2 separate regions of the Homo sapiens genome follow, and region 1 is linked to region 2. Evidence: read pairs that join two places in POLR2A ChIA-PET (ENCODE). Cell type or tissue: endothelial cell of umbilical vein. All regions are shown on one strand. Each heading gives the region's core, and the rest is flanking DNA. Links, peaks and the distances in the headings are about the cores only.

Evidence for each region. ChIA-PET counts read pairs that join two places held together with the same protein. Peaks named below come from ENCODE experiments on the same cell type or tissue, not always from the same donor. Only the 100,000 strongest peaks of a DNase experiment are listed, where the experiment ranks them.
Region 1: POLR2A ChIA-PET joins it to region 2 with 14 read pairs; 7 of 35 experiments call an interaction of 5 or more read pairs at or near these places.

What each region holds. Positions count from the first base shown.
Region 1 is chr12:116,114,150-116,130,899 of GRCh38, forward strand. All of the region lies in intron 2 of MED13L (mediator complex subunit 13L), which reads right to left. Among named protein-coding and RNA genes, the nearest start is that of MIR620, 26 kb to the right of the region's middle. RefSeq lists a silencer at 16,355-16,649. In endothelial cell of umbilical vein, for the core only: no CTCF peak of the experiment used is centred there; DNase peaks (open chromatin) are centred at 7,632 and 9,642; H3K4me3 peaks cover 406 bases; H3K27ac peaks cover 1,819 bases.
Region 2 is chr12:116,194,665-116,211,414 of GRCh38, forward strand. All of the region lies in intron 2 of MED13L (mediator complex subunit 13L), which reads right to left. Among named protein-coding and RNA genes, the nearest start is that of MIR620, 54 kb to the left of the region's middle. RefSeq lists an enhancer at 2,520-2,814 and a silencer at 2,520-2,814. In endothelial cell of umbilical vein, for the core only: no CTCF peak of the experiment used is centred there; no DNase peak of the experiment used is centred there.

The DNA.
Region 1 (16,750 bases), core at 4,303-12,302, 81 kb before region 2:
CCTGTCTTAATATCTCATATTCACATCCAATTTCTTCCTCATGATATCATCATTTTACAAGTTTTAATAATGGTGTTACCTTGACCTTGTCAGAGGATGTCAAAGGAAAGTTTACAAACAACAAACTCCCTCTAATTATTCTCAAATACTTTGTCAACTGAAATACTGAGGTGTTAACAGCTCTCCAGGCATGCGCTGTGGAACACTGAACAATTAATGAGCATGCACAGGCAATGCCAGCTTTACCACAATTGCTGTATAGCTGACACAATTTTAATACACCATTAAAATTTTATCCTGATTTCTACAATTTTAAAATAGAACCCAGAAGAGACTTTCTTCTTCAAACAAACAACAACAAAAAAAACTTGAGAGTGATTAACCAAAACCTACAATTAACATCATACTTAGTGGCAAAAGACTGAACGAACGGTAAGGATGTCTGCTCTCACTACTCCTATTCCACATTATACCTGAATTTCATCCAATACAATAGGGCAAGAAAGAAGAAATAATCGTCTCTATTTACATATGACACGACTGTCTATCAGAAAATCCTAAAGAATTAACAGAAAAAATCTACTAGAACTAAAACTGAGTTTAGCCAAATCACTGAATACAAGGTCAACAGACAAAAAACTATCACATTTCTATATTTAGGAATAAATAATTAGAAACTGAAATTTTTTAAAGTACCATTTACAGTAGCACCAAAACCCATAAAATCCTTGGGTATAAATCTTACAAAATATGCTAAAACTACAATACTAACAAACGAAATAAAAAAGATAAATAAATTGACCACAAAATAGAAAAATTCTTGATGCCAATTCTTCTCAAAACAAACTACAGAATCAACTCAATTCTAATAAAAATCCCTGCAGGATGTTTTATAGAAATAGCTGAGCTGAGTCTATATATTTATATGAAAAGACAAAGGAACTAGAACCACCAGAACAATGTGGTAAAAGAAAAATACAGAAATACTTACGTCAACCGAGTTCTAGGTTTAGTATGAATTAGGATAGAGCAAGCAAGCCAGCACAGTACTGTAGAAAGGATACACATCAATAGAACTGAGTTCAAAAATTGAGCCACAAATTCATTTTTTTTAATTCAACAAAGGTGCCAAGGCAATTCAGTCAATTCAGTAAAGGAAGAAAAGAAAAAGAACCTCAAACCATATAGAAAAAGTAACTCAAAATGAGATCACAGACCTGAACGCAAAACCTAAATCTAGTATTTCTAAAAATACATAGGAGATAAATTTTGGGAGCTTAGGGTAGGCAAAGATTTCTTAGATATGACACCAAAAGCATGATCCATAAAAGAAAAACTGATAAACAGAGTTTCATCAAAATGAAGAACTTTGGCTCTTCAAAAAATATGGGAAAGTTATGTTAAGCTATGGAAAAGACATGCCACAGATGGGGAATAAACAGTTACAAATCACATATCTGACAAGGACTTGTATTCAGAATACGTTACTTTTTTTTTTAATCTCAAAACTTAACTACCAAAAAAAAACAATTTTTTAAATGGGCAAAAGATTTGAACAGACGGTTCACCAAGTAAGACTAGATGAATAGCAAATAAGTATATGAAAAAGTGCTCAACACCTCATTAGTCATTAGGGAAATGTAAATTAAAATCACAATGAAACTTCATTATCCATTAAAATGGCTTAAAAGAAAAACTGACAATTCTACGTGCTGATTAACATATAGAATACAGTAGCCAGAACTGTCATATACTGCTGGTTGGAATGCAAAAACAGCACAGCCACTTTGGAAAAGTTGCCTTTGGCGATATTTTGTAAAGTTAAACATACATTTACCATACAACCCAATATCCCGTTGTAATATGACAATATCCCGTCGTAATATTGTGAAACACATATTTGGTCCTGTTTCCTGACATACAGCTCCTAAAATCCTTGAAATGTCTAGAGGGCTAAGAATGGTTTTTGTACACTAGTGGCTAAAGAAATGACAGGTGGCCTAGATAGCCTCAGGATGAGGGCTGATTATCAGGGAAATAATCATGTGACCAGAGGGTTAGAACTTTCTATCTCAGCCCCCTATTCCCCAACCCCCACCCTGACTTCTAGGGAGAAGCGCTGAAAGTTGAGTTGATCACTAATGGACAATTAACAATGATTTAATGAATCAAACCTACATGATTATATAACGAAGCTTTCATAAAAACCCAAAAAGACTGAGTTCTGAGAGCTTCAAAATAACTGGACACATGGAGGTTCTTGGAGGGTGGCGCACTCAGAGAAGGCATGGAAGCTCCTGCCCCTCTCTACATAACCTGCCCTATGCATCTCTTCCATTTGGCTGTTCTCTGTACCCTTTGTAATAAACCAGTAAACATAAGTAAAGTTTTCCCCTGAGTTCTGTGAGCCATTCTAGCAAATTAACAGAACCCAAGGAGGGGGCTGTGGGAACCCCAGATTTATAGCCAATTGGTCAGAAGCTTTGGAGGTCCAGACTTACTCCTGGCATCTGAAGTCCCACAGTCCTGTGGGACTAAGCCCTCAACCTGTAAGATGGGATGCTATCCCCAGGTAGACAGTGTCAGAATTGAATTGAATTAGAGGACACCCAGCTGGTGTCCCCTGCAAAACTGATTAATTACCTGATGTAGGGGAAACACCTGCTCTCCACCTCTGCAACATTTGGTCACAGAAGTGTTTTGTGTTGTGAGAGTACATGAGAAAAAGAGTTTGTTTTTCCCTAGAACCTTACATCCTTCTAGGTATATACTCAAGTTTGGAGGATGTAAGGTTCTAGGAAAAAACGAACTCTTTTTCTCCTACTGTACTCTCACAACACAAAACAAACTACAGCAAATGTATATAGTAGTTGTATTTGTAAATGCCAAAAACTGGAAACCATCCAAATGTCTCTCAACAGTGGGAAAAACAATGAAATATCTATACAATGGGCTACTACTCAGAAATAAAAAGGAACTTCCAATACAAGAAAAAATATGGATGAATCTCATTATGCTAAGTAAAAAGAAGCCATACTCAGACTATGTGCTGTATGATTCATTCATATGTCATTCTCGCAAAAGGCAAATTTAAGGTACTGTAAACTTCTCAATGGTTTCCAGGGATGGAGGTGGTGAGACAGGTTGATACCAAAGGGACACCGGAAATTTGAGGGGTGATGCCCCCCACTCTATATCTTGATTATAGTGGCAGTTACATACCTGCATACATTTGTGCAAACGCGCAGAAATATTATTTACTAAATAATGTATTATTTACTAAATATGGTAAACTTTACTCACAATCTTTTACTGTTCTAAATTACGAAAACTCATTTTACCATTGGGCCAAGTTTCTAGACTTAAGCCATCATGAATATGCTAATATTGACCTCTTTATTTTCTTAGTATTGTAATCAAAAGGACTCCTACTCTAAATTTATATATAAAAAGCATTCTCTAAATCCAAAAGATATGGTATTTATGTGATTAACCTCCATTCATAAAGTATTAAAAACAAAAAAAAAAAGTTTGAGTAATTAACAAGGAAATTCAGACTGAAGTAACTGTTCCTAGAGCCCAATGTACCAGTTATATTCTTCACTTCATATCAAACACTGTATATAATGCAAATGTAACAAAATATAAACATCTTAAGGCATTTTTTTAATTTTTTGAGACAGGGTCTCGCTCTTTCACCCAGGCTAGAGTGCAGTTACATGATCACAGCTCACTGCAGCCTCGACCTCCCAGCCTCAAGCAATCCTCCTACCTAAGTCTCCCCACTTTCTGGGAGTTACAGGCATAGGCCACCATGCCCAGTTACTTTTTAATTTTTTTGTAGAGATGGGGTCTTACCATGTTGCCCAGGCTGCTCTTGAATCCCTGAGCTCAAGTGATCCTTCTGCCTCAGACTCCCAAAGTGCTGGGATTACAGGTGTCAGCCACTGCACGCAGTCAAAATTTTTATTTTTTAAATGCTAAAAATTATTTTGAAAAATAATTATATGGTCATTCTCATCTGTTCTTTTATATTCTGTAAGTATATAACATAAATTAACATAAAGTTTGGGCACTAAGTTAATATAAAATAGGAAAGTAGTAATACAAAATAAAACAAATCATACTATATTAAGCCCTTGTCTAAGGAAAGTGTACTAAAGCTTAGAAAACAATAGAAAATTATAAATTATAAGTTAACAAACAAAATTTAAATATAAATCAGTAGATAATTTAAAAAGCATTCAGTGTTTGGATTTAAATTTCCTATGTCTTAGATATTGCATTGAAAATTACATACTAAAGATTCAAGAATAATCAATTTATCATAAAAAATTATAAGCCAATAACCACTCTAATAAATACTATCAATTTAGGCTATGAAATTAAGGATAATGCATTAATTTGCTGACCCTTTCAATTTACTATCACTAACAAATGCATTTGTCAAACAGAATGTAAATCAGACCATCCTTTTTTTCTCATGATCAGAGTTTCCAGAAATACAGGAGCAGCATATGTTTCAATAAATCCCTAAAATTTCAAAATAAGTTAAATCTGCAAAGACATGCTTGGAATCTAATAACAGATAATTTGATCAACATTAACTAGACAACACTACTTGACCGTGTTATGTGTCAAGCACCAGGCTAAGAACTAGGAATGCTCTCAAAAAGCTAACACATGTATGTGCAAACCACTCGGAAGCAAAAATTATTTTGAAACTTTGCAGAATAGCTACTAGCATAAAATGTCTTAAATTTTAAATTAACAATTAAATAACATATAATCAAGGTTGGTTTTCTATCCAGAAAACAATCATTCTTGTTTTATTTTATGTGCCAAGCTTTGAATTAGGCACTACATATAAATGGGGAGGTGGGGAGACTACTCACCACCACACTATGAGACATCTGGCACACTTCTGTCACTCAGTGTCGGGCTTCTTCATTATCACTATCATTAAGAGTCCTAATTGGGATCAAATATAATCACCCCTAACGGAAACTAAAAATACTGATTCTCTCTTTTCCATCCTCCCCTACAGTGTGGACAAGGACATACATTCTAACCCCTACCAGATGCTCCTGGTCGACACCTTTGACTCTGAATCCAGGGACAAAAAGAAAGCCGATGGAGATATCTTTCTGACAGCTCTAGGAACAGAGGCTTCAAGATCAAGTTTTTGGTGCTAAAGTAGCAGAGGTACCACAGCATCTAGTGCTTGGTGGTAGCTAGCAGTACCTTTCTCATTGAACCAGTTCTGTAGCGCCGATTGTAAAAGTGCCAAATAGTTGGATACCCAATATTCTTTTAATCAACTCCTTTTCTTAGTTTGAAGCTAAGAACTCTGATGAATACAGTTGATTCTAATCTCCATTTTATACATGAGAAAACTAACACTTAATCTTAAGAAGGCACAGTGCCTTACACCTGTAATCCTATCACTTTGGAAGATCAAGTGGTAGGATTGCAAGGCTCCAGCTCTTAAAAAAACTTTAAAAACTTAGCTGAATTTGGTGGCACGGGCCTGCAGTCCTAGCTTCCTGGGAGGCTGAGGCAGAAGGCTCACTTGAGTCAAAGAGTTTGAGGCTGCAGTAAGCTATGATGGCATGCCACTGTACTCCAGCCTAGGCAAGAGAGAAAGACCCCATATCTTTAAAAAAAAAAAAAAAAAAAAAAAAAAAAAATATATATATATATATATATATATGAAACTTGTCCAAAGTCACATAACTAAGAAGTCTTAAGAATTTGTAGTCAAACTGAGCTACAGTCAGCAGCATACAGGGATCAAATGCTTTTACACCTACTGTTACAAATAATAAATATATTAATCATTCCATTAACTGAATTCCTCAAGGGGAAGCAATTTATTTTCATAGCTGCTGTGGCTAGAACTTCTCGGATATTCATAAACATGCATAGAGTTGACTTGATTATGTATATTTCAAAATGTCATTGAAATTAGCACCAATCTAAAATTTCCTCACATCTACTTAAAGAGGATTAGTGGTACAGATGGGATTCATATCCAAATGTTCTGACTCTGACACCCATGCTCTTTCCCCTACACAACACTTAGTGTTAAGCAAATCCACTCACTCAACCCTTCTTTAACCATTCTTTTATTCTTAGCACTGGGTAGAAAGGCAATGTTAACACTGAAGTTAAATTTTCCTTTGGTTCCAAAATTTGGACCTAAAATTAATGTGTTCTAGTTACATGTTAACTTTTTCAAAGGCTAAGTCAGACAAAACCACATTTTGGCTTCTTTAAATAATCTCTCTTTCTCTCTCTCTCTCTCTCTCTCTCTCTCTCTCTCTCTCACACACACACACACACACACACACACACACACACACACACACAGAGTAAGATTTTCTTCAGGGGAAAATACATAAAGAGGGACAGAGTAGTTAGCCTACGTTTCTACAAATGAAATGCATTCTCCCTTTCAAGGTAGACTGAGAAGAAAAACGACTACCAAAAAGTCTATAAGAAAGTCCTATCTTTATGAAACCTACAATCTCTCCACGGCATGCTGTCTCCATTCCAAAAGAAAAAAAAATAAAAAACAGGAAAAAAAGCCTTTCTAATTCTTTTGATCTTTCCAGTTTCTATTTAAATGCTTATAATACCTTAAGAATATAAAGTAGCAAAAAGACTATCTCTATAGACTATGTTTATAAGTCTAATTATGCATAATGGGAGAATTTTCCTAAAATTTTGTTGGTCTCAAAAGAACCAAGAGATCTAAAATGCATGTAAAATAAATGAGTGACAACAGTCAATCAAAACAAGGAATTTCTAAATTAAAACATTCTCCTGCTGTTATTTTGTCTATTACAGCCAGATTAAAAACTAAAACTAAGTACTACTACAGCTGCCTATTTACAAAGAAAAACTATTTTGGCACTAAAGTTATCTCACTTAAATTATAAAAGCTATAATCAGAATGTGTTTACGTTGCTGTTATTCAACCTTTTTTAATACAGTTATCCTCATAATCAAATATTTAAACTGCAAAAGTAGTATATAAATGTTTTTTAACAGAAAAGACAGTGTTTATAAAGGAAAAGTTTTAAATAGTAGTAATTACTGCTTAGTGCCCAAATAATTTTTCAAATCCCCATCAATTGCAATATAACTTCTTTCAACTTCACCAAACATGACTCCTTACAGAATTAATAAGCTTATTTGAAAGAAAAAACATAGAAAAGGTTCAGGGAGAAAAAAAGTCAATATGGCAAAATATCAAAGCAGCATATACTTCAATGATTTTGTGTTTTCCAGCAGAGATCTTGGAAAGATATCCCTTCCAATTCCATAAATGAAACTGACATACTTTACTTGAAGGGGAAAAAAAAATGGGAGGAGGGAGAATGGAATAGGGTAGGGAGGAGCATAAAGATTGTGAAACCTTGAAGAAATTCAAGCTCATGCTTTTAGAATTCAGGTCACCCAGCCTTACACAGTTTAAAAGTAGAATTACTTTCAAAGAATACATATTTCCTCTGAGCTATGATACATATTTCCTTTTAATGTATCATATTGCAGCAACAGCTGAAATGAACGTCTAGACATCAAAAACACTTCTTACTCCCACCTACTGCTTTTTTACCTCAGGCATCAAAACTAATGAAACCTATTATCCAGAACATTGAGTTCAGCAACGGCATTGGCCACTGCAAATATTGGAGGTGGGGGAAGGGCACTTTCAGGGATGGCACTTCTTATTCAGCCGTTAAAATTGTTGAAAATCAAATTTCACTCGAAACTCCAGAAACACAAGTAAAGGAAGGCACAGGAAACAAGTACATTGTTTCCCAGTTAGATTTCAGTAACTAACGGCTAAAGATAGCATAGCTCTGAATCCAAGGTTTATCATTTGCCCACTGCCTTTGTTTTCAATTTCTACCTCAAACATATAAAACGCATCGTAGTGTTTAAAAAAAAAAATCTTCTGAATTATTAAATCTACTTCCAAAAACTACACTAATCAGATATTACAACAAGGAAACATGTATCCACTTAATCTAACTGCAGCAAATGAAGGATACCAAGATAAATAAACGATTTTGAAGTATCTGCTTTCTTAAAAACTGACTTACCAAAGAAACTCAGTAACAAAGGAGCACAATGCTACATTAATTATGAAATATAGCACTTCACACATAAAAAAATCCAATGACTTACAACACTACACCACCACTGACTGATCAATTTATGCTGCCATCAGTTGCCTGGTAGAATCTATATTTGAAGTCATTAATAACTAAATGGACTTATTACTTATATCAACTTCAACCTATTTAGAGCTCTGATTTCTTGAATTGCTCATGAGTGTAAAATATTCAGTATCACTTAACAAATCTATGTTGGAAATGGATTGTAACCTTCCCGATGTCAATTCATCAAACAAATAAGAATCATGGATAGAAGATACATACTAAAACGTTCCATTTATTTCAAACTATTTGCAACCTTAAGTGATTACAAATATTGATAATATTTGGCAGACAGAAGCACAATTGCGATTCAAAATTTTAACAGTGTACTATCTTCCTAAGGAATCAGCATGGGTTCTCTGCCAGTTGCAGGATAACCAGAATTTTAATGACAGTTTCTACACAGCATTGTAGCAGTTGAGACACGACCCAAGTTAGCATTTCAATGGATCACAAGACTCCCTGTAAAGCCAGCAAACTTTAAATTGAAGGAAACCATAAAACTAAATTTCGAGATAAACTGTACAAGGCCTTCAAAAGACAACTGCTACAGAAAACAGGCTGCAATGTTACTTTAATAGCTGCACACTGAAAAAGAAATCTTGCACAATGGCTGTTATTGACTTCTCAAAACCAAATTTGTCCCCATTTGCTACTTCTTCCAAATATTTTTTAAAATGATTACCATTTTTAACCTTTAAAATGATTAACATGCTCTTAATATGCTCTAGAATGCATAAACAAGGGTCCAGAAGGATTAAAATTAACAGTTATCTCTGCTAGAATAATGATTGTTTTCTCCTTTACCTCTTTGAGTATTTTCCAGATTTCATGACAGGCATTACTTTTATAAGCTTACATCATATTTGAAATAAATTTTTAAAATAAGGATCCTATATTAAACAAGGCTGTATGTTCAGAAATTACAAGGAAAACCAATATTTTTAAAACAGGAATCATCACAAGATAAATTTTGAGACGGAAAAGCAGACATGTGATTCAGTTAGAACATATACATTTAAATTCATCATTGCTACAAATAAACATTTTATAAACTTCCTCTAGGACAATGATTTTAATAAAGATGAGTCAACTACTGATTTCAACATTAGCACAATTGAGAAGTAAAAATTTAAAATATTTCCTTCCACTCTTCAGACACAAACTAATTTGAATAAAAAACACACGCACATGCACACACACGTGCACACAGAAGCTTGCTACTAAAATTCTGACAGGGCAAGTCCCCAAATTGCCTTTTACACTAAAGCTCAAACAGTTGTCTGTCACTGCTATTACTATGAGTAATCCTTGCAGCTGTAACTGTTTGAAATGCAGCTGTCTCGTTGGCATTCTCTCCCCACCCCCAGCCATGCAGCATTTCTGTTCTTGCTACAATAATCTTAAAGAGCATTTTACAGGAGGCTTAGCCCTGGCTGAGGGCACTCTACGGCGTGACCGAGAGAACATGGAAACACGATTCATTAGACACGCCTGGAGTGATAACAATGGTGCTGCTTCTTACTGCCTTTCATTTCGTACATCAGGCTGAGACTAATGCATTCTCGTTACACAACAAGCACATTTATAGACAGGGGAAAACTGTAATCACCTTTGATTAAGAGACAGCATATTTTTCCTATATGAGCTGCCAGCCATACTGACATAGTAATTATTTTTTAACTGACAGGTTAAAATAGCAAATGTAGCAAAAATAACATCTGCAGAGAGAGAGAGAAAGACGAGAGAGAGAGAGAGAGAGAGAGAGAGACAGAGACAGAGAGAGACAGAGAGAGACAGAGAGAGACAGAGACTGACTGACTACTGTGAAGACTTGGTGCACAAAGGTTTCTTTAGACCAAACTCAGTGCCATCTCCTTGAGACCTGATGGGTACCTTGGCTTTTATTTCAGCTTGACAGTCTATGGCAAATATTGCAGAAAGACTCTTACAGAAATTCATTCTATAAATCCAATTTTTTGGAGGCAGAAATTACAAAATTATTTTTGTCACTGAAACAGTAATGACTATTGGTCTACCTTCTTTCCACTTCTTTCACTATAGGACTAGAAAATTCAACAGTAGTATCCTTTTTTCCATTATCTTACAACAAAATAATTTGTTCTCTTCACTTTGTTATCTACTTTTACTAGATAATAATTTGTTTTCCTTAATATAAAATGCTACTCCAAGACAGAAAAAAAACTGCTTTCTACTATACCACAGTTTATAAAATGTAACTTTGGTTAAAAACAAGAATGTAGAATAATTAGATCAGTCTATCATTTCACTTAACGCCCATCAATCCCTGCACCTGGTGAAGGTTTTAACTGTAAATATAAAGGCCCTAATTTAAATTAGAAAAAAGTCATAAGCCACATTATACTGACAACATATAAAGTCAGTTTTCTTAAGGAATTTTAAAAAGTGAACCACCTTTCCATACACACAAATGCAATCTTCTGTTGGTTTACACATGTGTGTTGCTGGGTTGTAGTTTATAGAGAATTTGGTAGTTGACAGGAAAAAAATATTTGTCATAAATTGAAAGATCATAGTTAAACCAAAATATTGGAAAATACTTTTTCAAAGTTAGCAGTCTGTACAATTAAGCAATTAAAAAGTCTCTTTTTTAAGCTTTCTACAACACTATTGATTTTTACACTAAGAATGTGCTACAAAATAAAACAATTTGCACATGTGAAAATTTGTTAAGACAGAAAAGAAAACTAACCAATAATAAAAAAAAGTTAAGTCTGGTTCACAAAACTTTGAAACCTGTAATAGCTTTTCAAAAAATAATTATGTAGCCAGGCAATGTGGCAGGAGCCCATAATCCCAGCTATTCAGGCTGCTGAGGTGGGAGGACACATGAGCCCGGAAATTCAAGGCCAGCCTGGGCACTACAGTGTGATCCCATCTCAATCAATCAATCAATCAATGCAAACGGTTATGTACATACAACAAACAAATTTTTGTAAAACAGCAAAATGCTTTAATAATTTTAAATAGTAGGATTTTAGAGTTTTCTGACCTGTGCTACCACAGCAGGTTAGAAACTAGAAAATGTGTAGCCTAACTCTGATATGTCTATAAATGGACCACTGAACACTAATGTGCACTTAAACACAGTGTATTTTGAAGAGAAGTTTTTATGTGTCCCACACAATTTTAGAATTACACAAGCTTAAAATTTTCATCATCTGAAATCAAACAATGAGTCTTATTACAGAAGATAACATCTATACAATTTCTACTGTCGGTGCCCAATCCATGTCTCTCTTATTTTGGTTTTCTGTACTGTGTGAAGTCATGACTCCCCCAAAACTAATCAAATTACTTCTGCATACTTTCCCTGTTTGTCTTCTTTTTGGAAAAGACAAAGTTAATCATCAGTATAAAACATGTCACCACACATTAAAAATTTTTATTTTAAAAACATTTCAGTTTAAATGTATTCTTAGTAATCAGAACATTTTACTTTCATAAACAACTATGGTTTACATATGAATTTCTGTTACAATTATCTGGCTCTTAATAGAATCACAAATTATTATTCTCAACTTTTAAAAGACAGAATGTACAATTCTCCCCTTGTGTCTTCAAAATTAATTTGTTTATGAATGCAAAAACAACCTATTGGAAAGCAATAAAAGTTTCTCAAAACTTTTAAGTTAAAATATATCCAGGAAAAGTTGTCATTATCCAAAACTTAAGCCAAGAAGTTTCCAACTCATAAGCAAAAAATTTATAAATGACCTAAACACACCAACACTGCCAATATTTTTACTTCATGTTGGTGTTTCAACTCTACAAGATTCCTTTGCATTAACAAGTCAATATGAAAACTGCAAGTCCTTTAGGAAATAAAGGTCAGTTATTTACAGTCGCAGTGGTGTGAATGAGTTCAATCCTATGTTCTTTCGAAATCTGGCTAGAATGGCATTTTGGTTGCAAAGTTAAGTAACACCGTTGTTTTGGATAGGGCACAGTCTGGAGTAGGGCAGGCCTGGGCGGCTCCCATAACACAAGGTGCAGTGGTTTCTTCCTGTGGTCCTTGGAGTACTAGAGTCCTGTGCAAGAGCCCCAGTGAGTCCCTCTGGCCCTTTCCATCTCCAGTCTCAACCAGGACAGCTGCAGTTTTATCCAGTTGTAGTTTTAGCCATTATAACTTAGGAAGTTCTACAGAGAGCTCACTTGAAAAGGTATTACAAATAAATACAAAGAGTTTGCAAAGAGGATAGAATTTGCAAATTACCAGAAAAGTTGAAAGAATAAATCAAACCAAAAACCCAAAAAGCCTGAGCCACTGGGCAATGCTAACACTTCACTGGCTCTGTTGCTTCTTTTATAGTTATCTTTACTTTCTTTGAGATTCTTTCCCACTCATATTGCATAATTCTAACAAACTGCACTAGAATGTGGGAAAGCCTTCCAAGACAGATTCTGAGGATTTTAAATGTTTATAAAGTGAAGTCCTAACCAATCTACCCCTTCTAGTTACAAAACCCAGGACCCAAACCAACACTGGTCAAGCATTACAGACTAAATCAGTTTGATAGGCAGGCCTTAGAATCTACCCACCATTCAGAATAGATTTTTCATAGGTTAAAAAATATATATATTTTCCAAATAATTAACTTACAAATTATCTTTTGAAACATAGGCTATCAATAGTTTGTCAACTGGTGCTTGAGTATATTAATTCTTCTTTCCATAGTTTAAATACCAGCTATTAAAAAGCATAACAATAAAAGTTACTTTATCACTTTAAAAGACAGAGTTTTGATAGTGATGGAGCTCTCAGAAAGATTTTTGGTTGCCTGTAGTATTTCTTGGGAGCTATATTAGATCTGTTATATAATAATTCATTTCTTTTGTATGAAATTTTGTTTGTTATAACTCATAATTTAAAAACATTTTTTCAATTCCGATTCAAAAACGAAAAATACATATGAGATAATAGGTTAAAAGTTCAACTGTATATACATCATGATCTCAACTTTTCAGATGTGTGCTTAAATATCTGTAATGGAATAAACAAAAATTATAATTACTATAAATCTTTACCCAAACTTTTTATACTAAATTTTAAATATAAGTACCCCTATGTAGTCCGTTAAACAGTTACTACTCTAACTAAAATATAGATATATTCAAAGGCAATATTACCCACTCAGAATAACTCAGCAGTTCAGATGATAAAGAAAATAACCTAAAGAAACAGTAAACATAAAACAGCTGTTTGGACAGAAGATATACTAACACTTTGTAAAGTACAGAAATTGTCATCCCGTTTCTTTTACAATCCAGCTTCATCAAGAAGCAAAGCTTTTTAAACTAGTCTCCCTGCTTTCACTCAAAGCACCTGAAGTCCATTATTCATGAGAGCCAAAGTAATCTTTTTCAAACCTTAAGTCACATCGTAGCATCCTGCCTCTTAAAGCCTTATTTTAATGGCTTCTCATGGAATTAATAATCTATTTAATAAGCTCCTTACCATGGCCTACAAGGCTCCACCTGATCAAACCTCTGTCTACCTCTTCCAACACCCTCTGTGTACTCATTTCAACAGCACTGGCCTTCTTTTTTCCAACAAAGTGAGCTCAAGACATCTGACTTCCTTTTCCTGTATCTGGCTGTCTCCTCCAAGCGGCATTCCCTACCTGACCCTCTAATGGAAAGTAGTCCTGTCCCAGTCAGTCACTTTCTCATCTATTGCTTTGTAGCAGACAACTGTAAGAAATTATTCATTTACTACTTGTCTTCTCACCCACAAAGAAGAATGTCAGCACGATATGTACAAGGGCAATGTCAATCCTTGTGTGCTTACTATACTGCAAAGAACCTTCCACAGAGAAAAACATTGTGACCCTGAGGAAAACATTCAAAGTGGAGCAAAATGCAACCTAATATGATTCTAAGGATTTTTATACTACGCAAAATAGCCAAACAGACACGTTTATAAAAGGCTTAGCTTTTCTTCCTACTGACAATTGAAGGCTCTTACTTGAACCCTTGATAATCAACAAGATTAGAATGACTAATGAAGGGTATTCTTGAGGAAAAAAAAAAACAAGAAAATAAATTAAAATACCACAATAAACTCACAATGTAAAGTAGTTACTGTCATGAAGTGGGTCTCCTAAGAGTTTAATGTTTTAAAATCAGGCAACTTTAACTTATAAAACTTCTATCCCAATAAGAAACATTTAGAAATGGAATTAACTCTTTATTCTCTTTCCTATGCATAATTCATTCTACTTATCAACTCTATAGGCTATTACTACAGATGATAGCTCTTAATCACTATAAATTTACAATGTCCTATCAGTCGTGTTCATTATATCTGAAATAACAAAATAAAGTTACACAGTTATGGAGTGATATTAAATTAAATTCATATTACATATTGATGTAAGTGCATGTAAACAAGAATAGGGCATATGTGTTCCATGTTCCATTCTATTAGGTACAATGAGCTAAGGTCCCTACAGTATTTATCATAAGCCACATCTACAAAGGTTGAGGAATCTTTTATTTTCCCTTGAAGAATGAGGGGGAACATAATGCAAAAAAAAATAAAAGTGGAAAAATGCTGTAGCAGCATTTTTGTGGACGTTTTAGTAATTTTATATTATTTTCTTCCTGGAAAATCAGCTTCCATATAATTATTCTCAAGTATCTCTGGCTTATTCATACACCATATTTTTGTGATTGTTTCTCACCAATTTTTAAAACAGAATTATTTTTAATAAAGTATAACTCAAGGCTGGGCATGGTGGCTCATGCCTGTAATCCCAGCACTTTGGGAGGCCGAGGCAGGTGGATAAAAATATTTATCATCTATTTGAGGATAACCCAAATATTATACTCTGAGACAGATTACTAAAAATCCCATTTTCAGGAGAGTTATTAAAATGAAGGTGAAGAGAGAAGAAACTGAAATACAATGGCTCTTTTAAATCAGCTAGACAACTATTCACTATTCGTATTCATTTTGTATCCTTCAGTCTAGAAAAAGCAAGGCCCTTTTTAACTTTCAATTAGTCATACACTGTCCTGTTTATTTTTTCTCTAGCCATTTTGCCCCTTTGGAGGTGAACGTAAATTAAATCAAAGACATATAACACACAGACACTAATTTGGGAGTGGATTTTTGCCTACCCAAACCAGACATTACGCCTTGGCAAGGGAGCAGCTCTGTATAAATAAGACTATTCACAAGATAGAAATGATCAGCACAGGCCGGGCACGGTGGCTCACGCCTGTAATCCCAGCACTCTGGGAGGCCAAGGTGGGCGGATCACCCAAGGTCAGGAGTTCGAGACCAGCCTGGCCAACATAGTGAAACCCCATCTCTACTAAAAATACAAAAATTAGCTGTACATGGTGGCGCGTGCCTGTAGTCTCAGCTACTCTGGAGGCTGAGGCAGGAGAATCACTTGAAACAGGGAGGTGGAGGTTGTAGTGAGCCGAGATCGTGCCACGGCACTCCAGCCTGGGCAACAGAGTGAGACTCAGTCTCAAAAAAAAAAAAAAGAAAGAAAGAAAGAAAGAAAGAATGAAATGATCAGCACATATCCATTTACCTCAAGAGTAGTCACCAAAACTTCAAAGTGCCATTAAGAACAGCATCAATGCTTTTGTCTAAAAGATCTCAGAGGCTCTATAACAGACCCTTGATATCATAAACATTCATGACTTTCCAGGAAACCAACAGGTTTCTTAAACTCACAAAAAACTGCCTAAACATTTTTGATTAACTATGAAAATCATACTCTCCTTTGAAAGTGATCATACTTGTATAAATTTAAGAAAAAAAATCTTGGCCACACTGGAATAACATAAAAATGTTTTATACTTGCTTTACTTTAGTTCAGGTTAAGAATGACTATTTTAAAAATAAAACTCTCCAGATTGTGCAGCTTCAATTTTCCACTGCTCATTTTCTATGACAATCTGACCAAGAATTCCCCACAGCCACCCGCTAGGAGGGGAAAGAAAAGCTGATACCCTAAAACCTCATTCAAGAAAAATAAGCATCTCTGACAACATGTCTAGTTTTTCCAAAAATATTAATGAAAAGGTAACGGTATCATAAACTGAAAGGCTGTTTTAGAAATGAGCAAGTCAAGCTTGACAAAAGGCCAAAAAGGACTTTCTGGAAAGAATGATAAGCATCTTGGAATCTCACTTCTCTCACACACTGAGCTCCAATCTGCAGCCTTTTCCCTTCAAGCCAATGCACTTGATGGGTGTGATAACAGATGGATCATTGTATCTGCCAACTTCCTGTGATGTACTGTATGGGGACTGATAATTTAGTGACTACAGAAGTTCTACAACAGACAATGCAAGCAATACTGGCATTCAGTAAGTAGCTGCATGCAGTCCTCTAACAGCCTGTAGGTGTTGAATATATGTGGATTATTGTACAATATAAGCTCTGAACAAGTATCTAAGCCATTTAAAAAAAAAAAACCTTAAAACTGAGCAAGCTAAGAATTAACTAGAAA
Region 2 (16,750 bases), core at 4,347-12,346:
TATGAAAAGATTCACAAGATTGTTTAAAAAATCAAAAGCTTGTTAAAAATAAAATATGACTGAAATATAATAAGCTAGAAATAATTTTTTTAATTTACTGGAACTTCCAATCAAGATGGCATCATAAATTGCTTTGAAAACCCACCCTGTTTCAAATACAAAGCAACAACAGGCAAAATCCTGGAGAAGACATTTTAAAGACCTACCTAACTAAAAAAGACCAGCATCACCATGAAACAGAAATATGTAACAGAGAGTGGGCAGAAGGTATAGGGCTGCTAGGCTCTGGTTTCAGAAGGAACCAGTGAAGGCCTAGGTTTCAGATCCTATAGAAACAGGAATAAAAGTGGCCCACCTAAGATAAGGGACTGAGGCCGAAATTGGGCTGAAAACAAACTGCTACTAACAGCTGCCTGGGGGTAAGTAAGCTGTGTGGACTTTCAGGAAGTATGTCTTCTCAGAAACTGAGTGCCTAGGAAAGTGAGAATACTAGGGCTTCAGCCACACTATCCCACTGCCTGGCCAACTGGAACAAAGATGCAGGTGTATCTACCATCAGTGGGAGACAAGTGCCCTCTGCTGCCAATCTAAGACCTTGGTGGGGGTGGGGGCAACAGGGAGAAGCAGTTAAGAATACGTGCAAAACCACTAGAAGGGACTGTGGGGAGTGGGGGGACTTCCCAGTCAAAGCTGTACCATGACATAAAGAAAACGAATAAAAACACAGCAACTGAAATACAAAATCCCTTCAAACAAAATAGAAACAGAAAAGCCTGAAAATAGTATGCTTAAAATTTTTTTCTTTTTTTGAGATAGAGTCTGGCTCTGTCACCCAGGCTAGGGTAGCACAATCTCGGCTCACTGCAACCTCCGCCTCCCAGGTTCAAAGCGATTCTCCTGCCTCAGCTTCCCAAGTAGCTGAGATTACAGGTGTGCGCTACCACACCAGCTAATTTTTGTATTTTCAGTAGAGACAGGATTTTGCCATGTTGGCCAGGCTGGTCTTGAACTCCTGACCTCAAGCGATCCACCCACCTCAGCCTCCCAAAGTGCTGGGATTACAGGCGTGAGCCACTCTTTTACTCTTTATAAAAGAGTAAAATTTCTTTTATAAAGGGAAAAAAAATCACAACAAGCAGAAGTGAAACAAGGCTAGGTGGAAATGAAAAAGAATTTAAAAGCTAAAGAATGAATATTTTAACTCAAAGTAAGTTTTAAATAATTTTAAAATAAGCAATGGAAATGAAAAACTGAGTAAGAGATAAAATGTAAACAGTAAAAATTGAAAAGGAGTTAATAAACTAGAGAATAATAATGAAGAATTTAACTAGAAAGTTGCAGAGGCAAAGAAGTTTTAAAGATATATTATGGAGGCCAGAAAACAAGGTTCAATGATATATTTAACAGCAGTTTCAGAACAAGCAAAGAGGCAATGAGAAAAGAAAAAATTACACTGAATCATATATTATCCAGATCAACAACATAACAAAGAAAATTATAACCTAATGGATAATCTAACTTTCAAGTAGCAAGAAAAAAAATTACTGGTTGAACTCATCTAGCTTAATTTTTAAATTATATTTTTTACTGTTGACCTCACTTTAGAGGGCCAAATTGTGTACAGAATACATGCTACCCAAGAACACCACAGAGGTCCTCTGGGTGTTTCCACAGAGCAAAATTGAAAACAGGGCCAATAAGTAAGGTGCAATTAACAAAAAAAAAAAAAGTCTGACTGGCCCAGTCTTCGGCTTCGGCTGCAACTTAATAGTCCTTTAAATTCAGTTTCTAACACCCAGAGAAATGACACATGAGATAAGAGTGCTTTCTTTCCAAAACGGTGGCAATAAAACTTGTGATTGGGGTAGAAGAGTACTAGAATAGTAGATTACAGAATTGAGTAACAGGATTTCTTGTTAACTAAAACCAAATATACAATCAAAAAGCAAACCTACTGCCATCAACACAATTTATTCAATCAGAAGTATCTTTTAACCTTTCTCTCCAAATTTAAAATAAATAGAAAAGTAATAATGCTGATAATTTAGGCTGCATTTATATTATAAAATTTTAACTCTCTTTTTGGTGGTCCAGCTGTGTCTACATAGCTTAAGAATCTGATGGTTTTATCTAAACTAGTTAAGACATACAGCTGGTTAAAGTTTTGTGTATTTTAGGGGCACTATCAGATTAATAAAAGTGCATTAATTTTAGCATTAGACAGACATGTCTTCAAAATTTGAAGGCATTTATATCTAGTTATATACTTAGTAATTCTTTTTGATGGGAATACATATCAATGGGAATCTTTCAAAGATATATAGTAGTTTGAACAGTAACCATATTAAGTCTGAAAACACAAACAATAAGACAGAACATCAGTTCAGTGTCTCTCTCTCAAGACAAAGCATACTCTTTGCTGGTGATAAACAGCACACTCACTTTACTTTAGTCTAAGCCTCCACCCACATAATCCTTAAAATTATATTAAGCTCCGGTGGATGAAAATACAGCAGCAGTCCTGCAGCCTAACTGCAAAGATGAAACCGTGTACTCGGCTGAAGGGCTGGTCTCCCTAACTAGCACGGTTCAGTCAGCATCTATCTGACAGCACAAGATACACAGCACACGCTTTCTTTAGTTATCTGTACATGTCAGTAGGACTCTGGCCCACTGCCATAAGGAACTCTATCTCTGTTCTCTGCTTTATCTCGTTGTCCATTCTTCAGTCATTTAGCACAACCACTACTTTATTTTCATCAGTAAGATGTTCTTCTGGGACACAAATGGGAGCTCCAACTGCTTCAAAAGCAGTTACTTGGCCAGGCGTGGTGGCTCACCCCTGTAATCCCAGCATTTTGGGAGGCCGAGGCGGGCGGATCACCTGAGGTCAGGAGTTCAAGACCAGCCTGACCAACATGGAGAAACTCCATCTCTACTAAAAATACAAAATTAGCCGGACATGGTGGCGCATGCCTATAATTTCAGCTACTCGGGAGGCTGAGGCAGGAGAATCATTGAACCCAGGATTCGGAGGTTGTGGTGAGCAGAGATTGTGCCATTGCACTCCAGCCTGGGCAATAAGAGTGAAACTCCGTCTCAAAAAAAGAAAAAAAGGAAAAAAAAAAAGCAGTTACTCACCAGCTGCTAGCTAAAAATCATGAAAATTAGAAAGCAACTCTTTATGATTTTTTAATCAAAGTAGTGTAACATTTTAAATTGGCATTTATCACCCAGCAATCCATTTCTTTTGTAGAAAGCCAAAAGAATTTTAACATGTTCATATAAAAGCAAGAATTTCCATTGAAAAGAAATTTTTACAGAGAACACTTATTTAGCAAACACCTATGAATGCACAAAGTCATTAACAATAATACCATCAATAGTGCTTATGTATGGCAGATAACCAAAACATGATGTTATTTGTTACTTTCCTTCCACACACCAAGAACCCAATAATTTTTACTGCATATATTACATATTTTAAGTACCAGAGAACTACAATGTAAAAAAAAATTCTTTTTAAAATATTTCATCTTTTCCTCCTGCTTAGGTCTCAACTGTACCATCCATCTTATATCACAAGCTGTCCTCACCCTACCTTTTTCTCCCCTGCTGACACAAAATTCTATTTCAAGCAACCCAAGGGTATTCAACATATCCCACACACATATCACATACTTTAAAAAAAATTTTTTTTCATGCCTTTCTTGTGTTTCCTGCTTAGAGTACCTTTTCCTTCCTTCTTTCCTGGTGAAATCTAACTCTTCTGTAAAGGCAGTAGTGCCGCCTACATTTGCAATACTTTCATCAATCCCAAACTGAATAAATTGCTGTCTCTTCTCTGACCCCCTACAGAAGTTTAGATGTGCCTCTTCACTGAGACTTCTCTGACAACTCCACTCATGGGGTCAAAGGAGCACAGTGTTTCTCCTGGGAAGCACTGCATCCTGACTATCAGTTAATGTTGCCATAACTTAACAGTTTTATAATTACATCTTTCTTAGTGTCCATCATCCTGCCTCTAACACCTCCCCTAGACTAAGAGCGCCATAAAGAAAGGGATCCAAGAAATTCCTCTTACAGATCTTATGACTTGCCCTCCACATAGTAAGCATGCAAAACCTATTTGATGAATAATAATAACACTGAATGGACACTCTTTAGGAGAAATAGTAAAATGAATTACAGCTGCAGCTTTGGAAAAAGATATAGATGCTAAGGAACCTAAGTCATTAAGTCTTAGTACATCAGAGTACAATTACACAAAGTTAATGTCTCCTGCTGCCTCTCTTTAAGGCCTGATTCCCACCCTCTCTGCCCCTAGGAACCACTAAAGTTTCTATGTCTACAGGTGGGCACACTGATTAGGGACTATAAAGTAGAGGTTACTATCTGACCCATTTAGAGAAAAAGTTACCATGTTCTTATTTGCTTGTTCTTTCTCCTTGCTCTGGGAATCTAATACTAGCCACCTCTGTGATTCCCTTTCCATTCTGGTCCCATTTTTTTTATCTTGTCTCTTCCATCTTCTGTCCAATATCAGTTTTTGCATGAGAGAGGTAGGCTATTTTATACAGTACTAGTCAGTCAGAGAAACACATTTTATTCTATGCAGTAAAGCAAGCTTTGATTTTAAGAGACTATGTAAACCCAATCTCAGCCATTTCTGCTTAAGAAAATCAAAAAGAGAGTTTACACAAAAGTGATACAGCACACTTCACGCACACTTTATTTTTATGTCAAATAGCTTCCTATTGCAATATCCTCATCTGCAAGAAACACTAAGTCCTTATTTAGGAATACTAAATTGTGTCACCCTTGAGGCTTATGCAAGCTTATCATCTGACTTTTAAACATTTTCTATCTCTTAGAAAATACTCTGATCAAATGCCTAGGTTTCTACTTTCAGTAAGCATGTAAAAGCATTAGCACTGATTGCCCTAAAGCACTTTCAGAAAAACAGTTCCCATTTGGTTAAACAGTCATCAAATTTTAAGACCAGGAATCCATACTTTTTAAATGCTACTTTTTTTTTTTAATTCAAACCTATATCAGGAAAAATCATTTTTTGGTCCAGTATCAAAATCTAATCTCCACCCCTCAAGAAATAAAGAAATCTATCTGCCTTAACACCATACTTCCAACATTTAAGAAGCCAATCAATTACAACTAATACCTTTATACACTAAAGAGCATCAGTCAGAAGGACAAATTTTCTCAGGAAAATAATTTCAAGTTCAAGGTTATATGAGCATTTTGGACGTCATACTGTTTTCCACGAAATATAATTTAAATCAGCAGAGAGCCAAAATACATTGTCATGGTTGAAATAAAAGGAGGAAAAGTCCGGGCGCCATGGCTCATGCCTGTAATCCTAGCACTCTGGATGGCCAAGGCAGGAGGATGCTTTTCAAAAAAAAAAAAAAAAGGAGAAGAAGAAGGAAAAAGCAAACATTATTTTAAATAGCCTGTTTTTTAAAAAATTACATGACTAAATTATCTTAGCAACATAAGATTTCTTTAATAAAGTACTACCAATCCCCTGCCTTTTTTTTAATTATCGCATTTCCTTCTTACCCCAGGAAAAAAGTAATAATGGCCACACTGCAGTCATTCAACATTTCCAAAGAACTTTTGTACTTTGTACAATGTTAACAATCTAGTGTACTATAGCCACCTTTCTCATCACACATTGCAAGACATTAATTATATTCACAATAAATTTTCACACTTACTAGTGAAATACCATTTGTAGTTCAAAATAATTTGAAACTTCAAGAAAAACAGGTGAGAAAAATAATCTTTCCTTTCAGGTCTAATTTGTGAAACTTTCAGAATTCATTCAATTAGCAATTGTTCAACTATTGTTGAATTACTTGACAGGGACTATGTTAAAAGTGCTAACAGAAGAATATGTACGTAAACTGTCCTCAATGAGCCTACACCCCACAAGGAGAGAAAAAACACAATAATCAAAGCGTTCTGGTGCATGAAACCAGCAGTAGTACACTAAGTCTATACTAAGCACACTTCAAAGACTTCAAAGACTCACTGTGCCTCAATTTATATTTTAATCAATAAATTTGAATTTTTTAATGATTAAAAATAGTTTATAAAATAAAAGCACTACGCAGCAAGTTAGATTTTTTTAATACAGGGCTAGAGAGGTAGAGAATATCATAATAATTCCTATGACATAGTAGATCGGGTAGCTTTTGTCTTTTTAACTTAAAACAAGAGGGATGGTGTAAGCAAAAGGGCACATCTTCTGGGTTAAAACAGATACAGATCAGATCTGGAGAGAGCAGGTTACAAAAGAAGAACAGTCATCCTCAAGATTACTTAGTAAATACCCATGCTGGCCTTGAAACCATGGGCAAAATTCCAGATTGTAAAAGAAAACTGACTGTACAAAGACTAGGATCAACTGAATATAAAAATACACATCCACTAGTATAATTTTAAAAAGCCCCCATGGGTTGTCATATGAGAGTATCTATCTTTACCCAAGTCTTAACTTTCTTTAAAGTCCTCTATCCCAAATTGAAAATATTATTTGAAAATGTTACACGAAGAAGTATACAAGAAAAGTCTTCTACAAGATTAGATCAGGTAAGCCTATGTACTGTAATACCATATAAATTTTGGTCATTAAGTCCATCCAAATAAGGGTTGTAATAATAAATGAAGAAACCCTGAGATGGATACATTTCCTTAACTAAAAAAGAAATTACAAGGATGAGAGAAAAAGAATAAAAATAGACATTAACCCCGAGAAATAAAAATGACACATGTAGATCAACATCATAAAACATTTGATTTTTAAAAATGGTGATCCAAATATTCAACAAATCTATAAGCTGTGTATAAAGAAAGGTAACTTATGTGCACAGTCAGCAGCATTATTAATGCATTTAATAACACATGTGAAGCAAAGGACATCAAGGAGGCAGGAGGCTTCAGGGGGATCTGTACAGGTGAGCTTTACCTCCCACAATTGTACAGAGTTTTAGGAGCACGTGTATGGGTGCTTTTTTTTCTAGGAGACCATCCAAAGCTTTCTGCAGGTCTTCAAATGGATGAATGATCTGAAAAACCTAAGAGCCATCCATATAAGACTATAAAGTTTCCAACATTACAAATATGTCTTTTTCTTGAAAATGAGCAATATAATACAGTAAGAAAATAAGTTCTAAAAAGAATTAGGTTAAGGGCAAGGTTAAAACAAGCTATCATCAAAACTCCATGAAAGTCTTTTTATGGCATTAAAGAAATATGCTTCATTCTCTTTGTAAGCTGTAAATTTGAAAATTTAAAGTTTTAGGAAACTAAACTAGCTTTACAAAACAGATGTTGCTGCCTATGCCATTTAATCAATTCAAGTCACATTCCTAGAAGACAATATAGCCATCTGATGAGTTCAGCGTCAATGGAATGAGCCAAATCCACACAACAGCATTTTACAAAAATAATCAGTGGTTTAAAGCAGGGCATGTGCAAAATTCCTGAAATAACACATACATAATTCACTGCCAAACTCAGATCAATTCAGAATCTGCAGAGGCAAGAAGCATTATTATGGCTCTGAAATCCATATTCAGTAAGGCTGTGTTCAGAAAGTTTCATTTCAATTTCAAGAAAATAAATGACTAGAGAAGCTCAATAATGATTTTGGCAGATATAAGTACCCTTCGTTCAAAGCAGAATCATTTTACAGAGCTTAAGATTTTTTAAAAGATAAAGAAAAACACCAATTTATAGGACCTAAGTCTTGAATTTAAGGATGAAATGTCATCAACTTGAGAAATATAACACTGTATCTACTCAAATATTATAGCTATCCAGACAACAGTTAGAGGCAAGAGAGTACAATGGAAATGGTTGAAAAAGCACAGCCTTATTAGAGATCAGTTAGAATTGCAATTCTAACTGCATCACCACCAAGCTGTATGACACTGAGCAAGTTACTTCATTGCCCCATGCCTCGGCTTACGCATTTTTAAATCTCCTGTGGCTGTGATGCACAAGGAACTCCCCTCTCTCTAAAATCCACCAACCCTTAACCTTCTTCCCCTGACAGCCTCTGGGGTTCTTCACGGTCAGCGTCTCCCCACAGATTCACTCAAGTCTTTCTATTCAATAAGGCTTCAGAAAAATTAAAAACTGCTTCTCACAAAAGGCTTAGGAGAAAATGCAAAGTTAGAAGAATCTCAAAAATGTAAGAAAATCTGGCAAATGAAGAATACAAGAGAAATCACAAAGTTTTACAAAAGCACTCCTGTTCTTACCAGAACTCAATACCTGGAAGGCAGATGAATGGGCTTTGCTAAAACTTTTCAGATTTATTTTATGCTTGCTTGCCACAGAAACCAACACTGGACCTTTTAGTCTGAATTTCCTCATCTACAAAAACAGCGGGACCAAATTAAATCAGCGTTCTTCAAACTGTATTCCTCTGAACTCTCGAGTTTCATCAAAGTGCCTCAGAGACCTCAAGACAAATGTCTCCACACCATCTTCAGGCAGGAATGTTAACAGTTTTCTATATGAGGGTTCCATGTAAGATTCGGTTTTACAAGTTTTGCTTATAAAAGGCTTGCAAATGTTTACAAAATAAATAGGCCTTAAACTTGTAACATTCTGTACATGTAATATCATCACTTTGTGGTGGTGTTTATTTTTCTCTACTTGATGCTAGAAACAGTAACTTTTCTGAAGCTTTTGTTTTAAAAGGTGTTTTGTTTTGTGTTTTTTTTTTTGAAATAAACATAAAAATAAAAATAAAAAAACAGTCCAGTGCTAGAGCTGGTGGTAAAAGTGAAGACATATAAGGAAAGACTAGTGTAAGTTACCACAAAAGACAAGAGTGAGGCTGGGCGCAGTGGCTCACACCTGTAATCCAAGCACTTTGGGAGACCGAAGTGGGCAAATCACCTAAGGTCAGGAGTTCGAGACCAGCCTGGCCAACATGGCGAAACCCCATCTCTACTAAATATACAAAAATTATCCGGGCATGGTGGCAGGCGCCTGTAGTCCCAGCTACTCAGGAGATTGAGGCAGGGAGAACTGCTTGAACCCAGGAGGCAGAGGTTGCAGTGAGCCGAGATCACGCCACTGCACTCCAGCCTGGGCAATAGAGTGAGACTCCATCTCAAAAAAACACAAAAAGAAAAAGACAAGAGTGAAAAGTCATCGAGGAATCACTCAGACTTACGAATTGAATCAGTTAACTATATGCTTAGTTAGAAACAATAAAAACCCATTGCACAAATATTTTTGGTGAATAGGCTAGCCAGAGCAAAAATTTTATTTTATGGAAGAAAATTACATGTCGTAATGGTATCTGCAAAAGTGGGACTTTCAGAAGGCTTCAATATGCATTTCTTTGAAATGCCAGTGGTGGGCATACCACAATAGCTACTGATCTGCTTCCAAAAGTCAACCTAACTCAAAGTTTCTGCACATGAACCACAATCTAGCAATCTTTCTACTTTGAGAGAGAACAAAATTTTCTTTCTACTTTTGAGAGAGAACAAAATTCTAGATTACGGACCATAATCTATCAATCTTTCTACTTTGAGAGAGAACAAAATTTATCAGAACCTAGCCTTCCATAAAACTCCAGTGATTCAGACCAGCTGCTCAGGAGTCAGGAGCTGCCAGACGTAAACTGAATTGCTGTATTCCATGACTGCTATCAGCTAGGAGTAGCTACTACGCAGGAAGAACTTGTAAGAACTTTCCTGGCTAGCAAAAGACTGCTTGCTGTCTCAGTACCCATGCTGTAGGCAGTTCATGGCAATTCTTACAACAATCCTATTTTTCAGCGTAGATGGATGTTCTAATTCCTAAATTATAAACCTTTCACCAACTGCCTTTCTTCTAGTATGTGTTCTGGTGTTTGCTGTCATGACTTTTAATATAATGCCTTGTCTCATTCCCCACTATAAGTTCCTCTAGTTGCTATCTGGTCATTCTTGATCTCACTCTCCATTATATGTGTCCTCCTTTGGTCTACCCCTATCTTGTTCTGACCCACTGTTTTCCCTAGACCTGGCTCCTGCCCTTTATCCTAAACCTACCTTGTCTTGTCTGTAGATCCCTATCTGTAGATATAGAGATACTTAGGTATTATTATTATCTTATTTTCTTAAGCTAACCTGGCCAGAGTTTTCAGAATTGGCAAAGAATAAGATGTGTTCCCTTTCAGAATTTATAAAATGGCTAATATAAAAGAAGAATAATATCGCTGCCAAGAAAAAGCAGCAGTGTAGTGTCAGTGGTGATCACAGCTGGGACAAATACTGCTTCTTTGCTGTCTCCTCTGGTGGCTACCTAGAACACCATAAACCCTTTCTTCCAACTGTACATGGCCTCCTACTTACTCAACTACTCATGTGGCTTGCCTTCTGGGACACACAAATTCATCTTCATACTGTCGCCAAATCCTAACCAGAACTCAGAAAATGGTGAACAAAAACGGTGCCTATTAAAGAGAAAGAGAAGTCAGATTTTATCCTTATCCATTTGCTCTAGGAGCTCTGATGGCAAAAGCACTTCAAAACACCAGTTAACTATGTATTCCAACAATACACGATAAATGAGATGGCACTTCAAAAAGAGGTGCTGTAATACAAATTTTTTTCAAGTCGTGTTTTTTTTAACGTTTTTCCTAGCTTTTTTACACTCAATGAGACTCAAACAGAACTAGTCCTCTTCTCATCAGCTACTTGGGACCAAAGACATAAGTTCTTATTAGAAGATTCCTTCCCTCACCACCCCATAAAAGAAGCACAATGGTCCACTCCCTACAATAATCACCTTCTCAACTGTTCTACCATTAAAAAAAAAAAACAAAGGAAGAGAAAAAAAAAAAAAAAAAGGAAAGTCTTTTAAAAAGAAGAGCTAAGTCCTTTTCCTCCCTACTGTTTTTGGCCAGAGGGAGGGAGAAACTGAGCTATCAGTCCATTCAGAAGAAAATGGGTTACAAACAGAATGATTAAAAAAGGTATATTTTGGTAAATGGCCACCAATCTAATCCATTTGAATGATTCCAATTATTTTCCTACCTTATCCTTTCATTCAGATCTATCTTCTGCCATTCCTGGAGCTTGAGAAAGCAGTTAACACTTCCCGCTCTGAGGAAATGAAAGCCGCCTCACCACTGCGATAATCATAACCATACATATTAACTTCTTCATTAAAATATATTTAATATAAATACAGCAGTTTCTGCTGTGAAAACTTTACAATGCACTGCATAACTAAAAACTTGTTTTTTTTTTTTTTTTGCTTCCTTTGTATAAAGAAAACAAAGTGGCAATGATTAATTGGACAAAACTAAGAAACCTACCAAACTTTTGGGAATTAACTTCAGCGGATATAGAGATACTTAAGTATTATTACCTTTTTTTTTTTTTTTTTTTTTTTTGAGATGGAGTCCCACTCTGTCACCCAGGCTGGAGTACAGTGGCGTGATCTTGGCTCACTGCGACCTCCTCCTCCTGGGTTCAAGCAGTTCTCCTGCCTCAGCCTCCTAAGTAGCTGGGACTACAGGCATACACCTCCACACCCAGCTAATTTCTGTATTTTTAGTAGAGACGGTGTTTCACCGTGTTGGCCAGGCTAGTCTCGAACTCCTGACCTCAGGTGATCCACTTAGGTATTATTATATTTCAGAAGCTGTCAAACCATAGGAACATCTAAAACCTTACCTTAAGCACAAGCTAACAAAGCCAAACTGTTACTAATTCCTTCCAGTGAAGGAATGATACTTCTTCAAATGTGAGCCAGAAGTAAAGTTATTTACACCAATACATTTAAGAACTATCAGTTTCATGAATGAACATCTATCAGTGAAGAAGGATAAAGAAAAGTTATAGACGGGGAAAAAAAGGTAACAATATACAAAATTAGCAAGCCAAAGGGCTGTTGAGGAAAAACAGCAAGTAGCCTTTTTTTTTCAAACACCTGTCCTCCTCTTATTATTAAATCTAGGAATCCAGAGCATTAAAAAGTTACCAAAGCACTGATATACAACTGAGTATCTGTTTCTATTTAAACATACTGAAAGAAGATAAAACGCTAAAATAATCTGCATTCTCTACAGAGTTCACTGTTTACAAGTTAAATAACAAAACATTAACTTCTTTATGCCTTGTTTTGTAGATTTGACTTTGGAACTACACTTCATAATTATAAAATGATTAACTTTTTTTTATATATCCCCCCCAAAACTCCAAAATAAGATGAAACAAAAGCACCTCACTGTGTAACCAGTTGGTGACAAAAACCACAGAGAGGAATTATTCTGAGTGACTTTAAAGCATAGTAAAGGCACATTCATAACAAAATATACACTAAGAACAAAGAAAATCTCTAGGTATACGAATACAGTCATATGCCGCCATGATGACGTTTCAGTCAACAGATGGACCACACAGATGATGGTGGTCCCATAATATAATAAAACTGAATTTTTACTGCACCTTTTTTTTTTTTGGTAAGATTTTTTACAGAGATGGGGTCTCCCCATGTTGCCCAAACTGGTCTCAAACTCATGGGCTCGAAAGATTCTCCTGCCTCACCCTCCCAAAATGCTGGGATTACACATGTGAGCCACCGTTCCTTGCTTTTTCTATGTTTAGGTATGTTCGGAAACACAAACACTTACCATTGTGTTATACCTGCCTACAGAATTCAGTGCAATAACATGCTGTAGCCTACAAGCTACATAAAGCCCAGATGTATATAGTAGGCTATACTGTCTGTGTTTGTGTAAGCAAACTCTGTTGTTCACACAATGATGACATCACCTAAAGAGGCATTTCTCAGAGGCATTAAGCGACACATTGCTGTATTTCAATAACAGACAACAACAAAAAAAGAGTTAGCATTTCTAGTAATATTGATGGCAGTGTTGTTATTCTAAGAGTGCTGTATTTATATCATGGGATAAAGCAAATAAAAAAATTATGTTGAGCATCAGCAGTTTGGGCATGGGAAAAAGAAGATACAGACAGATATAAGAATGATATTAAGTAAAAACCTTGTAGTCCTGAACTTGAATTGCCAAGTATCAGTATGAATTACTATGTAATTTATGTTTTAAAAAAAGAAAAAAAAAAAGACATGCGTCTAAGTCTGTTCACTGAAAAGGCCTAAAAGGTATGAGTAAGTTAGTAGCAATAGGAATCCTCAGTGCTCAGATTGTGGTCTCTAAATACTATGCCCCAACTAAAGGAACTATAATTCCTTAGCAAAATGGGCTAATTCCAAATCTGGAGCATAAAATGTTCAAGATAAGAAGGGAACATGTTGTCATACCAAAAAGCAAGGAGGGTATCAGTGACTAGTTAAGAGTCGTGTCAAAACTACTCGGAGGTCACCTTGAATAGGTTTCCACTGGACAAAGATAGAAAATTTAAACATCGAGAAGGATAACAGGCTGGACGCAGTGGCTCACTCCTGTAATCCCAGCACTTTGGGAGGCCGAGACAGGAGGATCACCTGAGTTCAGGAGTTTGAGACCAGCCTGGCTAACACGGTGAAACCCGGTTTCTACTAAAAATACAAAAAAATTAGCCAGGTATGGTGGTGGGCGCCTGTAATCCCAGCTACTCTGGAGGCTGCGCAGGAGAATCACTTGAACTCAGGAGGTGGAGGTTGCAGTGAGCTGAGATCGTGCCATTGCACTCCAGCTTGGGCAACAAGAGCAAAACTCCGTCTCAAAACAAAAGGATAACAACTGCAATAAATTGAAACACAGTTTGTTTTAATCCACGAGTTCACGATAATATTCAAAAATAGGAACTCACAGGTCATCTTTGGAGCAACAGTTAACTATCACCCCATAGGGGAAAGTTAACGTAGATACATCTCCCTGAAAACCTTTCTTCAAATGCTATTTAAATCACACCTGTCATTTCAATAACTCAAGTAAGATTCAACTGTTCTACTCACAGCAGAAAGAGGATAAAACTAATTCAAATATTCTATATAAAGAAAAAAGCATCTGGCTGGATATAGTGGTTCATGTCTATAATCCCAACACTTTGGGGGACTGAGGCAGGAACACTGCTTGAGGCTGGGAGTTCAAAACCAGCCTTGGCAACATAGCAAGATCCTGTCCCTACCAAAAATCATTTTTTTAATTAGCCACGCATGGTGGTGTGCACCTGTGGTCTAGCTACTTCGGAGGCTGAGATGTGAGGATCACTTGAGCCCCAGAGTTTGAGGTGTCACAGTAAGCTATGACTGTGCCACTGTACTCCAGCCTGGGTGACAGAGCGAGACCCTGTCTCTAAGAAAAAATAAATAAAGCACCAGGGAAAAAAAAGGAAATACTACTATCTGATTCAAAGTATGAGGTAAAAAATGGAAATATTAAAGCCCCCCATCAAGCCTTCATTTGTATTTTATGCATTTCAATTAATATATCTTTATAAATATATTTTGATGAAATAAAATGCACCTATGCAAAAATCATCAATGATTATGAGGCATGCTCGGAGCCTAATGGTTTTTTAAATTGCCAACAGTTTAGGTACCACTACCTGTGGACTTTAAATGTTGCACGTACATTATAGAGACAGCTAGCTATGACGTTTGATTCCTAAGAAAAACTACAAACCAAGGAGGTGTACCTCAGTATTCAACATCCTTAAAGAATTTCCACTTTGGATTAAATGAGACCCCTAAGGCCATGATGAGGAAATATTTTTAAATTATATCCAGAAAAATCACATGTGCTAGAACATATATCCCTTCATGCCTTTGTTTTTTAAAATAGATGACTATTACAACTGTGACACATTCTCAATCTCTGGCCCTTTCTGATGCCTTGACCCAGTAACCATTACCATTCCACACTTCTCTGAAGCAATGCCGTGAAAATCATGGCTCTTCACTCAGTTTACATATTCTAACCCATCTGTCCTCTTCTATGCTTTCCTTCCTAAGTATTTTCCTTATTATTCTTTATTGCTTCCTACCAAATGCTGAGGGAGTGGTCAGATAACTATTAGAGCCCAACCCTCTACCACAGTGAGATCTGTTTCAGAAATACTTGGAAGTCCCAAGGCAAAAATAAACCAAGATGACACTTTCTCAAATGATACAGAGCCCTCAAACTTTGGTAAAGCCCAGAAGACTTCCAAGTGGTCCTATTCTGCTCTGTCTTACCCTATTCTTCCAAGCGGTCCTAACCTAGCATAAGTTAGGATTCAAGATTTAACCATGGCTTAACCAAAATTGGGCTTCCTCTTGAAATATTCTTCTAAAAGTTCTAAGAAAGTTAACCATTTCTCCCTTAAATTTTTCTAATGTTTTGGGCAGTCAATTCCCACAAACTAGACTAAGCCCATTTAAGGGAAAACAATTCAAGACCAATTCAGCTGCCCTCCCTTCCCACTGCAACTTACATATGACAAGAGATAAAACATTGTGGGAAAGGGGCAGGCAGAAAAGTCTTAATGGTTATACTCAGTTAGCAGAGGCACCCTGAAATGATTTCTAATCACTACAACAGTACACAGATATTCTCTAAACTATATTCAGAGGATCTGAATCTTCAGTGAAATCATTGCAGGACGGAGTATCAACTGGACTATACGTCTGGATCTGCAGCTACATTCAAGAAAAGTCAACTGCTTTGAAACGTTGCCACAATTACATTCTTAAAGGAAATCAGAAAAACCACTAAGCAAATGGTATGCATAATATTGTTACTTCTCTCAAACCTCTGAGAGCATTTAATAAATGTTTGTTGAATGAATCGCTTTATTTCGTGGAATACATATGGTATCTCATAAGCATTCTGTTTAACACCTCCCTAAAACTTGAAAGAAAAAAAACCAGCCCAAAAGCAACCGCAGAACGTAACCTATATATATATATATATATATATATATATATATTTCTATAGTGGTATCAGAGAGCCCTAAAATCCAACCACATGCCTTCGGGGAAAATGCATTATGATCTGTACAGCACCTAACATTAATCCTACAAATATACTACACAAAAGCAATAAAGAATTCCAAAATCCAAAACTGGTACAATTAATCTATCACTCTTATTTTAGCACGCAAGCAGAAACGTGCCAAAATAAGGCTGCCTGAGTTTAGGGAAAATGTAAGTAGTAAACTGGTATGATAATGAATAAAGAAACTTCTAAATAAAGCTAATGAAAGTGGAGCAGCATTTATAAATGAAAGCTCACCAGGAGACACTGAAAAGCACTCTCATGGTTTACCACCTGAAGCTATCAACTTGAAAAGCCTGCAAAAAGGAACAAAACTAGTTTCCAACCACAATGAATAAACTCGCCACCATATCAAAAAGGAAGAAAGGAGATGAAGAGGGAGGAAAGGACTACAAAGAGATCTAGGGAAACTTCGTGACACTCTAATTATGCCGCTAGCCAGAAGAAAACTTCCCACTGCACTTCTGCTCAATGATCTTCTGTTAGAAGACCTTTAGTCCCTTTTCTTACGATGGTGCCCAAAGTGGCCTTTCGGACCTTTCCAACCATTGCTGAAACCTAGACCAGCACTGTCCAACAAGGCAGCCTCTAGCCATATGTAGCTACTGAGCACCTGAAATGTGTTCTGACACCAGGGATCTGAATTTTTCATTTTATTTAATTTTAATTAACTTAAACAGCCACATGTGATAAGTGGCTACCATACTGAATACTGCAACTTGAGAGTCAAAGTCCCTGTCATTTTATTACTGAAGGCAGTTT